2 separate regions of the Homo sapiens genome follow, and region 1 is linked to region 2. The links are chromatin contacts, found by Hi-C or POLR2A ChIA-PET in ENCODE. All regions are on one chromosome and are shown on one strand. The core of a region is the stretch at or near the end of the contact, and the rest is flanking DNA. Distances in the headings are between cores, read along the strand shown. Region 1 has its middle 42 kb from the start of CDYL-AS1. Region 2 has its middle 150 kb from the start of ECI2-DT.

Evidence for each region. A loop is a pair of places that touch in the nucleus more often than their neighbours do. ChIA-PET counts read pairs that join two places held with the same protein, here RNA polymerase II (POLR2A). Pooled maps may share reads with other maps.
Region 1: a loop to region 2 is called in a map of PC-9, with 2.7 times the contacts of the local background. The contact joins two enhancer-like sites. A Hi-C loop is called at or near these places in 1 of 168 maps with a recorded cell type or tissue (PC-9) and 2 of 50 pooled maps. POLR2A ChIA-PET finds 5 or more read pairs at or near these places in 1 of 52 experiments (activated CD4-positive, alpha-beta T cell).

The regions. Positions count from the first base shown.
Region 1 is chr6:4,731,681-4,735,990 of GRCh38, forward strand. It overlaps a transcript of CDYL not described here. Among named protein-coding and RNA genes, the nearest start is that of CDYL-AS1, 42 kb to the right of the region's middle. RefSeq lists enhancers at 336-1,226, 1,227-2,116 and a silencer at 3,297-3,495. Within about 2 kb of position 1,416, at least 5 of the 41 ENCODE cell types and tissues checked have a DNase peak (open chromatin) inside an H3K27ac peak, as active enhancers do.
Region 2 is chr6:4,280,169-4,284,199 of GRCh38, forward strand. No RefSeq gene overlaps it. Among named protein-coding and RNA genes, the nearest start is that of ECI2-DT, 150 kb to the left of the region's middle. Within about 2 kb of position 1,688, at least 5 of the 41 ENCODE cell types and tissues checked have a DNase peak (open chromatin) inside an H3K27ac peak, as active enhancers do.

The DNA.
Region 1 (4,310 bases), core at 166-2,665, 450 kb after region 2:
CCCAGCTACTCAGGAGACTGAGGCAGGAGAATCACTTGAACCCCAGAGGCAGAGGTTGCAGTGAGCCGAGATGCAGGTTGCAGTGAGCCAACATCGCACCACTGCACTCCAGCCTGAGTGACAGAGAAAGACTCTGTCTCAAAAAAAAAAAAGAAATCATTGCCTCCTGCAAAAATTAATATGCAAGAAAATTCAAGGGACTAGTAATCTGTGGAAGGAGGGGGAAGATGGTAATGTTTTATTTCTTTTCGGTGTCAATTACATGAGGTCATTTTATTTTATAATATATTCTCTTGTATGTGTGAAATACAAATTTTAAATATGTGATAATTTAAAAGTAATATGTAGAGTTGATTTAAAATAGGAAAAAATGACTGGGCATGGTGGTCCATCCCTGTAATCCCAGCACTCTGGGAGGCTGAGACAGGAGGATCACTTGAGCCAAGGAGTTTGGGACTGGCCTGGGCAACATAGCAAGATCCTGTCTCTACAAAAAGTACAAAAATTAGCTAAGCATGATGGTGCATGCTTGTAGTTCCAGCTACTCAGGAGGCTGAGGCGGGAGGATTGCTTGAGCCCCAGAGATTGCAAATGTAGTGAGCTCTGATTGTGCCACCGCACCCCAGCCTGGGCAACAGAGCCAGACCCTGTCTCTAAATTAATTAATTAATTTAATTTAATGGGAAGAAATGTCTGGGCACTGCGGCTTATGCCTGTAATCCCAGCACATTGGGAGGCAGAGGCTGGAGGATCACTTGAGGCAAGAAATTCAAGACCAGCCTGAGCAACATAGCAAGACCCCATCTCTACAAAAACATTAAAAAATAAAAAATTCACTGGGCATAGTGGTGAATGCCTGCAGTCATAGCTACTCAGGAGGCTGAGGTGGGAGGCTTGCTGGAGCCTGGGAGGTTGAGGCAGCAAATGAGCTCTGGTTGCACCACTGCACTGCAGCCTGGGCAACAGAGAGAGATCCTGTTTTTTAAAAAAAAAGAGGGGGGGATTGGGGGGGAATTCTCAGTATCCCTTCAATTTTGAGGGGAAAAAAGGTAATAAGAAAAAACAAGGAGAAAGCAATAGATAAGCAAATGAAAGGGAGGAAAACAGATTCAAGTTTGAAAAGGAAAATGAAAGAAAAGATAGCGGCCTGGAAGACAGGCAGAGATAGGAGGATTAGATGGAGTATTTGGCTGAACAGGGACAACAGAGGTGGTGAGGAGTCCCTGCGGCGCTGCAGAGTGGGAGAGAGCGGAACAGTGAAAGCTACTTCGGATCCTCCAAGAAACGTCAGCAAATCCATCCTATTCCTCAGCATTCTGCTTCAGCCACCTAAGGCAGTCAGCCTCCCACTGCCGTTCAGCCTGTGTGGCCCAGAGCCAGGAAGCACGTTCCCTCGCAGCTCTGGGTACAGATTCCCTATACACATGAGTGTCTCCCTCCCGGTGACTCAGCTGCTGTGCTTTCCTCTCCTTCCCCAGGGCCTGAGCAGTAGCCTGCCTGATGATGATCAAGCAGAGCCCTGCAAGTTTCAAGAGGAATGTCAGTGACTCTTCACTGAAACCCCCCAGGTAGGCATGCAGTGACAATCCAGGGCTTTCCTGGACACATTGCAATCCTAACCTCAGGGTAAAAGCCATGTCCCTGTTCCGCCACAGCATGGCAAAATCAATTCCAGTTGGATTAAAAAGTTACATGTTTTTAAAAAAATGAAACCGTAAAAATGTATGTGACTCAGATAAAGTAAAAAAAAAAAAAAGAAAAAAGTGAGTGGTTATGTGTTTTTAAAAAGACAGAGATCAAATGGATAAATATTACACAAGACTAGTCTAAATTGTTTGGTGTACACCATGAAATACTTTTTTCAACCTCTGGCTCCAAATCTCCAAACTTTTGTCCCCTTCCTTACTCCTTGTGCTGAACAGACAGCCTTTTAGTCACTCAGTTTTAAGAGAAACTTCATTCTGGTCATTAAGACTCCATCTCAGGTATGAAAATTTCAGTAAGTGAAGGCAAAGATTAATTTTATATTCGTTTAAAGGCTTTTCCCGTCCACCTAAGGCCAGGCTTGCAGTCCCTGTTCTGGAAGGTGGGCTGTTTGCTCTTTCTGCATTTTACTCCTCTTCTCCTCTCTCTCTGCAGTTTCTTTTTCTTTTTCTTTTCTTTTCTTCTTCTTTTTTTTTTTTTTTCTTGAGACAGAGTCTCACTCTGTTACCCAGGTTGGAGTGCAATGGCACAATCTCGTGTCACTGCAACCTCTGCTTCCTGGGTTCAAGCTATTCTCCTGCCTCAGCCACCCAAGTAGCTAGGATTACAGGTGATGGCTAATTTTTGTATTTTTTAGTAGAGATGGGGTTTCACCATGTTGGCCAGGCTGGTCTCGAATTCCTGGCCTCAGGTGATCCATCCGTCTCAGCCTCCCAAAGTGCTGGGATTACAGGCATGAGCCACCACGCCCAGCCCTCTCTCTGCTGTTTCCCCTCTGGCGTTGTCGGGAAGGGAGGGGAAAGGACTAGGGGAAAGGTGCCTTTATGTAAGTCATGCAGCTGTCCTGACAGTCAAACTCTCTCTCTGGGAGGGTCCCCTTGTGTGGGCTCAAGAGACCTTTGAGGGTCTCTCCAGGGCACTGTTGTCTGATGCATACTGGGTCATCTCAGAGTCCCACTCCTAGGCTCCTGCCAGCTCTCCCCATCACAGCCTGGGGCACATGATGCAGGGGGCTCCCCACCAGACAGCCAGCCACCTTGGGCGGGTCACCAGCCAGATGGCCTGAGTCACTGTCTGCTGCATTCACTTGGCCCACAGCACATCCTTCCACTCCACATTCCAGATGGGGAGAGTGTAGCTGCTCTCTCTGTCTGCTTTCTCTTCATCCCGCTGGGACGGGCTGCTGCAGCAAGACTTTTGCATTCAGAATTCTCTAGATGAAAAGGAGAGACCAGTTTCTATGTTCAGTTAGACTCCTAATTCAGGAAGGGGAGGGCACAGGGATGGGAAGTTGGGGGATGGGGATGGAGGGAAGATGGGGATGGGGAAGAGGATGGGTCCACCTCTCTCAGAAACTTTCTCATTATTCTGTGCTAGTGTCAGCACCAGATGGGCCTTCAGACCCCAGCATCTCCGTGAGCAGTGAGCAAAGCGGGGCACAGCAGCCTCCCGCTTTACAGGTAGGTCTTGGTTTCTCCCAGTGGCAAGCTTGGAGTCCATCTGGCAAGGAAGAGCCCATAGGGGAATCGCCCCACACCACACTCTCCCTTTACATCTGTCCTGTGCTTGGGTCCCTTTGGTGGTCTGGTGAAGCTGTGGACTCCTTAGAATGATGTTTTTGGCCGGGCACAGTGGCTCATGCCTGTAATCCCAGCACTTTGGGAGGCCGAGGCAGGCGGATCAGCTGAGGTCGGGAGTTCAAGACCAGCCTGACCAACATGGAGAAACCCCGTCTCTACTAAAAATACAAAATTTGCTGGGCGTGGTGGCGCATGCCTGTAATCCCAGCTACTTAGGAGGCTGAGGCAGGAGAATCGCTTGAACCCGGGAGATGGAGGTTGCGGTGAGCTGAGATTCATTACATCGTTGCACTCTAGCCTGGGTAACAACAGCGAAACTCTGTCTCAAAAAAAAGAAAAAAAAAAGGACGTTTTTAAGTTTATAAAATAAAATATACAGGACTACAAAGGTTATCAATTACATTGAAATGCAGTTATCACAATCATTTGAAAATGTGTACTCTAGTAATAATGCTTCTTTTTAAAAAAAATCACTTTATTAGGATATAATTGACATACAAAAAGCTGTACCTATTCAGGCCAGGCTCAGTGGCTCATGGCTGTAATCCTAGCCCTTTGGGAGGCCTAGGTGGGTGGATCGCTTGAGGAAAGGAGTTCGAGACCAGCCTGGCCAACATGGTGAAACCCCATCTCTACTAAAAATACAAAAAAATTAGCCAAGCTTGGTGGTGCACACCTGTAATCCCAACTACTCAGGAGGCTGAGGTGGGAGAATCACTTGAACCCAGGAGGTGGAGGTTGCGGCGAGCTGAGATCGCTCCACTGCACTCTAGCACGGGCAACAAGAGCGAAACTCCATCTCAAAAAAAAAAATAGTTGTACATATTTAATGTATACGTGCACCCCCATGAAACTATCACCACAATTTATGTTATAAACATATCCATCATCTCCAAAAGGTTCCCCCGCCCTCTGTATTTATGTGCATGTGTGCACGTGATGGGGGGGGGTGGGATGAGAGCACCTAACAGTTAAGATCTACCCTCTTGGTAAATGCTCAAGTATGCAAGTTCTGTTAACTATAGA
Region 2 (4,031 bases), core at 438-2,937:
CGCCATTGCAGTCCAGCCTGAGTAACAAGAGTGAAATTTCATCTCAAAAAAAAAAAAAAAAAAAAAAGATGAAGAAGTCAAGGCAAAAAAACTAACATTCAAGCAATTACCTCACTTGCCACAGAAGAACAGCTAGATCTGTGATGAGAATGAAAGACTGTAGTTCCCACAGTACTGTGCTCTCCCGAGGAATTAGGAAGAGCTGGTTTCCCATCCCAACTGCTTGTTCTCCGTTCCCCTGTCTTAGTGTGGAATTTTGAAAAAGTACTTAATTTCTCTGAATCTGTTTTTTTATCTTCATTACGGTGGTGTGATCCAGGTGACCAAGTGACCTCGTGGGCCTGTGTCTGTAATATGACACACTCATTTTTAATGACAAATTATAGTTACCAAAGCTACACCCTCCCCAGCCTGGCTTCCAGAAACCCTCTTCACAGTGTCCCCTATTTGTTCTGAGTCTCAAAAGAGTGTCTCCTGTGCGCAGAGCCAGTCTGTTAGCTGCAGTCGTCTGCTCCATCACATCACTCCCGTTGACTCTCCTGCACCTGTTCCCCACCTCCACCCACCTTGTTTCTGCAGGGCCACAAGGAGTGCTTGTCATTGCATTGCCAAAACCAGGCAAGGTTGTTGTTTTGGGATTCATTCAAAGCTCCCTGTCCTATGGGCACCAGAGCAGGGCTGTTTCTATGCAGACAAGAAGAATAGTCTCCTCCACTCCAAATGCAGCAAGCAAGTCTGCCCAGCCCTGGAGTCCTTGACTCATACTTGAAGAATCCTATCAGCGTCATGCCCTTGTATTCCTGGCCATACTCCAGCTGGTGGAAGCCCTTAGAGGGGGGAAACATAGCATTCCATCACCACCTTCTCCCCATCACCTAGCCTGCTCCTCTCTCCCAGGTCACCACATAGAAGCTTGGATTAATGCAAGCCCACCAAAAGAAAACTGGCATGGGGCAAGGGGTGGGGGACCGTGTGTGGATCTTACCAGCAGCAGCTGGTGCCTGCTCTGGGGGCAAACATGAGGTCTCTGATGATTTAAAATGATACCTACCCCGGGAGGTGGCGTGAGATTAACTGAAATAATGCAAGGCAAGTCCTGGCACCAAAGACATTCCCCCCAGGGTTTCAAAATGTCAAAGATGATGAGGTCCCTTCTCTGGTAAAGGGTGCATTTATTTTCCAAATACTTCTCACTGCCTCAACGGAAATTTGCCTGGGCCTGTGGTTCCAGGGAACACTGTTTGGGGCAACCCCGTTTTCTTCCCGTGGACATGTGTGGCTCCATTCGAGTCCAGGAGGCAGACCAAACGCAGGGTCAGAATCGCTGCCTCGTATGCTCACCTGGACAGGCACTGGGAGATGAAGGACCATCTGTCTCTCGGTCCATGGTTTGGTCCAGCTGGTGCAAGAACCCCAGGTGCCGAAGGCGTTGCAGCCACCCTCCCCTGCCCACATGCCTGGGCGTCTCCGAACACTCCCCTTGGCGTCCACCACAAATAGAAGATTGTTTCATCCACCCATGCAAGGTCTTTCCCAGGACTCCTCCTACCCAGAAACCCAGGTGGTTCTCAGGGAGCTGCGCCAATCCCTCTGGCTGCACCCCGCAGACCCTGCCCACGCTCCAGCGCCACGTCCTCCGCAAGCGCGGTGATATGGCTCATCCTTCCCTTCTCGCCTTTCTCACAGCCCAGGTGCTGCACCCAGGCAGTCTGACGAAGCTGTTCCCGCTCCCAATCTGGCCAGACACGGCTCTGCGTAATTGCGCTCTGCGGTCCACCTGCTCCCCCGCGGCAGTCCCCCAGCTCCGCAGCAGGTGGGGCCGCCGCACAACCTCGCAGGCCCAGTGAGACATAGGAAACGCCAAACTGGGTTACGTAAGTGGGTTAGGCAGGTGGCGGGCGAGGTGCGTTCTACAGGAAAGTTGTGAATCAGGAGTCTGGCAACGTGAATTCTCAGTTCTCCTTTTGGTTTCATTACAACAAGCAGCTATTGGATGTCTGGTGTGTTCGCAGAAGTGTGATAGATGACTCCGTGTCGGAATACAGAAGCAGAGGGAGGGCTCTGGGAACAAAGCCCTGAGGATGAGACGCAGTCCTCAAACTCGACAGTTCACAGTCCGCAGGGGAGCAGACGTGGGAGCAATAATACAGCACATTACCACACATATAATAGTGAAAAATGTATGCAAGGTGTGGGGGGAGGGGGTGGATGGAGCGGGGAGGGGGGTGGATGGAGCAGGGAGGGGGAAAGAGAGCGATTCTTTCTGGAGTCAGTAAAGTCTCCAGGGACGCTCAACCTGAGTTTTGAAGAACAGATACAATTTTGCAAGGTGGCCAAGAGCATAGAAGAACGTTCTTGTTAGAGGAAACCAGAGTCGGGGGGTTTGGTGCCCTCCCATAATCTCCTCAACACCCTTCAAAGCTACCCTAAATAAGCATTCTAAGCATAAATAGCTAGTTTGCTATGTGAAATGTGAACTCCATGTCAAGACAAATCTGTACTGTCCTTTTCAATCCTACATACTAGCTTGAGCTGACACTCAGGGAGAGGTGTGGGTTGGGGCTTTGGGGACAAAGGACTGAGTAGTTCTGGAACTACAACAGGGGCAGACAAGACCATAAAGGACTTTGGAGGTCATGCTTAAGGACTTAAGCTTTATCTTGTAGGCTGGAGCTTGCAAGCTGGTGGCCATGAGATGACCTTTTTTTTTTTTTTTTTAAACCCTACGTACTTGTTTTGTTTAATTCTTATAAAGTTTTAAAAGTCAGTACCTTTCTGGCATCTCTTGGAAAAATCGGAGGGTTTGATGTCACTGGACTCACCATCCTGCCATAAGCTGGCTCCAGGTTGTAGCTGCTTCCTGGAAACCAGGCACCAGCTTGCCCTTTGTCTCAGTCCCTGCCATTCCCTCAGGCTTCCTGGGATCCTGTCTGGGCTCTGCAGGGGTCTCAGTCCCTGGAGGCAACAGGGACACACTTATCACTTGTCAGCACAGTCCAACGGTAAGATCTGGGCTGGTAACATGGTGAGGTGATTGAATTTGAAAGGAAGGGATGGAAGCAGGGAAACATGTCAGTCAGCCTTAGAGAGGAGAGTCCAGATTCAAGTAAAGTGGGAAACCTGTCCCTCCACTCCCCACCCGTGCACGTGCAGGTACACTCAGGCACACACTCTGAGTACAGCAAGACTGCTCTCTCTTCTTCAACTCTTTGAGTTCTTAGTTTCTTAAGATTTCTTTACCCTGTCAAGAATCACTCATGTTTAATTAAGACCACTTTCTTTTGAGAATAGGAGGGAAGTACAAATACCATTTTTTTGTAGGCCTGCTTCTCCCTTCTGCCCTCACCCTTAGAGATGGAGCTGGGTTTTGGCCCAAGGAGAACTTCAAATCTTGGACCATCAATTTTCCGACTCTAAAGGACCCCTCGCAGGATTAAGCTGCATACTTTTCGAGTATCTCTAGTATTCATCCCCCAAAGAACCAGTGCAATATTCTTCCCCTGCTAAGGAAAAATGGAGAATTGTAGGATGAAGTGTGTCAGGGGAATAAAAGAGAAGGTACCCTCTGTGGCCCTAGAGCCATGTATAATCCACTGCAAATCCCCTCTCCAAATTACAGTGATTTGTAGTGGAGGGAAAAAAAAGAAAAAGACTGAATTTCATTCCTGCCTTCAACATTTTCATCCAGTCCACTGTTTGGTGACCCACTTGGAGTGGCTCTTAGTCTCCATTAGTGCAGCAGGATGGGAGAAGGATTGTACAATGTCAGTCTGTTGCCAGGCAGACGAAAACCAAGTAGTAGTATTTCTCTGGCAAATAATCTAGCCAGTCTTGGTCTCTATTGCTAGAGCTAATTACACTCACAGGTGCCATGTTACTTATTTAATCATCTTATTCAATGCCACTCTTCAACATTGCACTTTTAAATAAAATAAGGTTTCTTTGCATGGTCTCAATGATAAATGCCAGTAGAGACAGAAATGAAGATTTGAAATTTCCTGTTGTGTATATGCTCTCCCCTGCTCGGAACA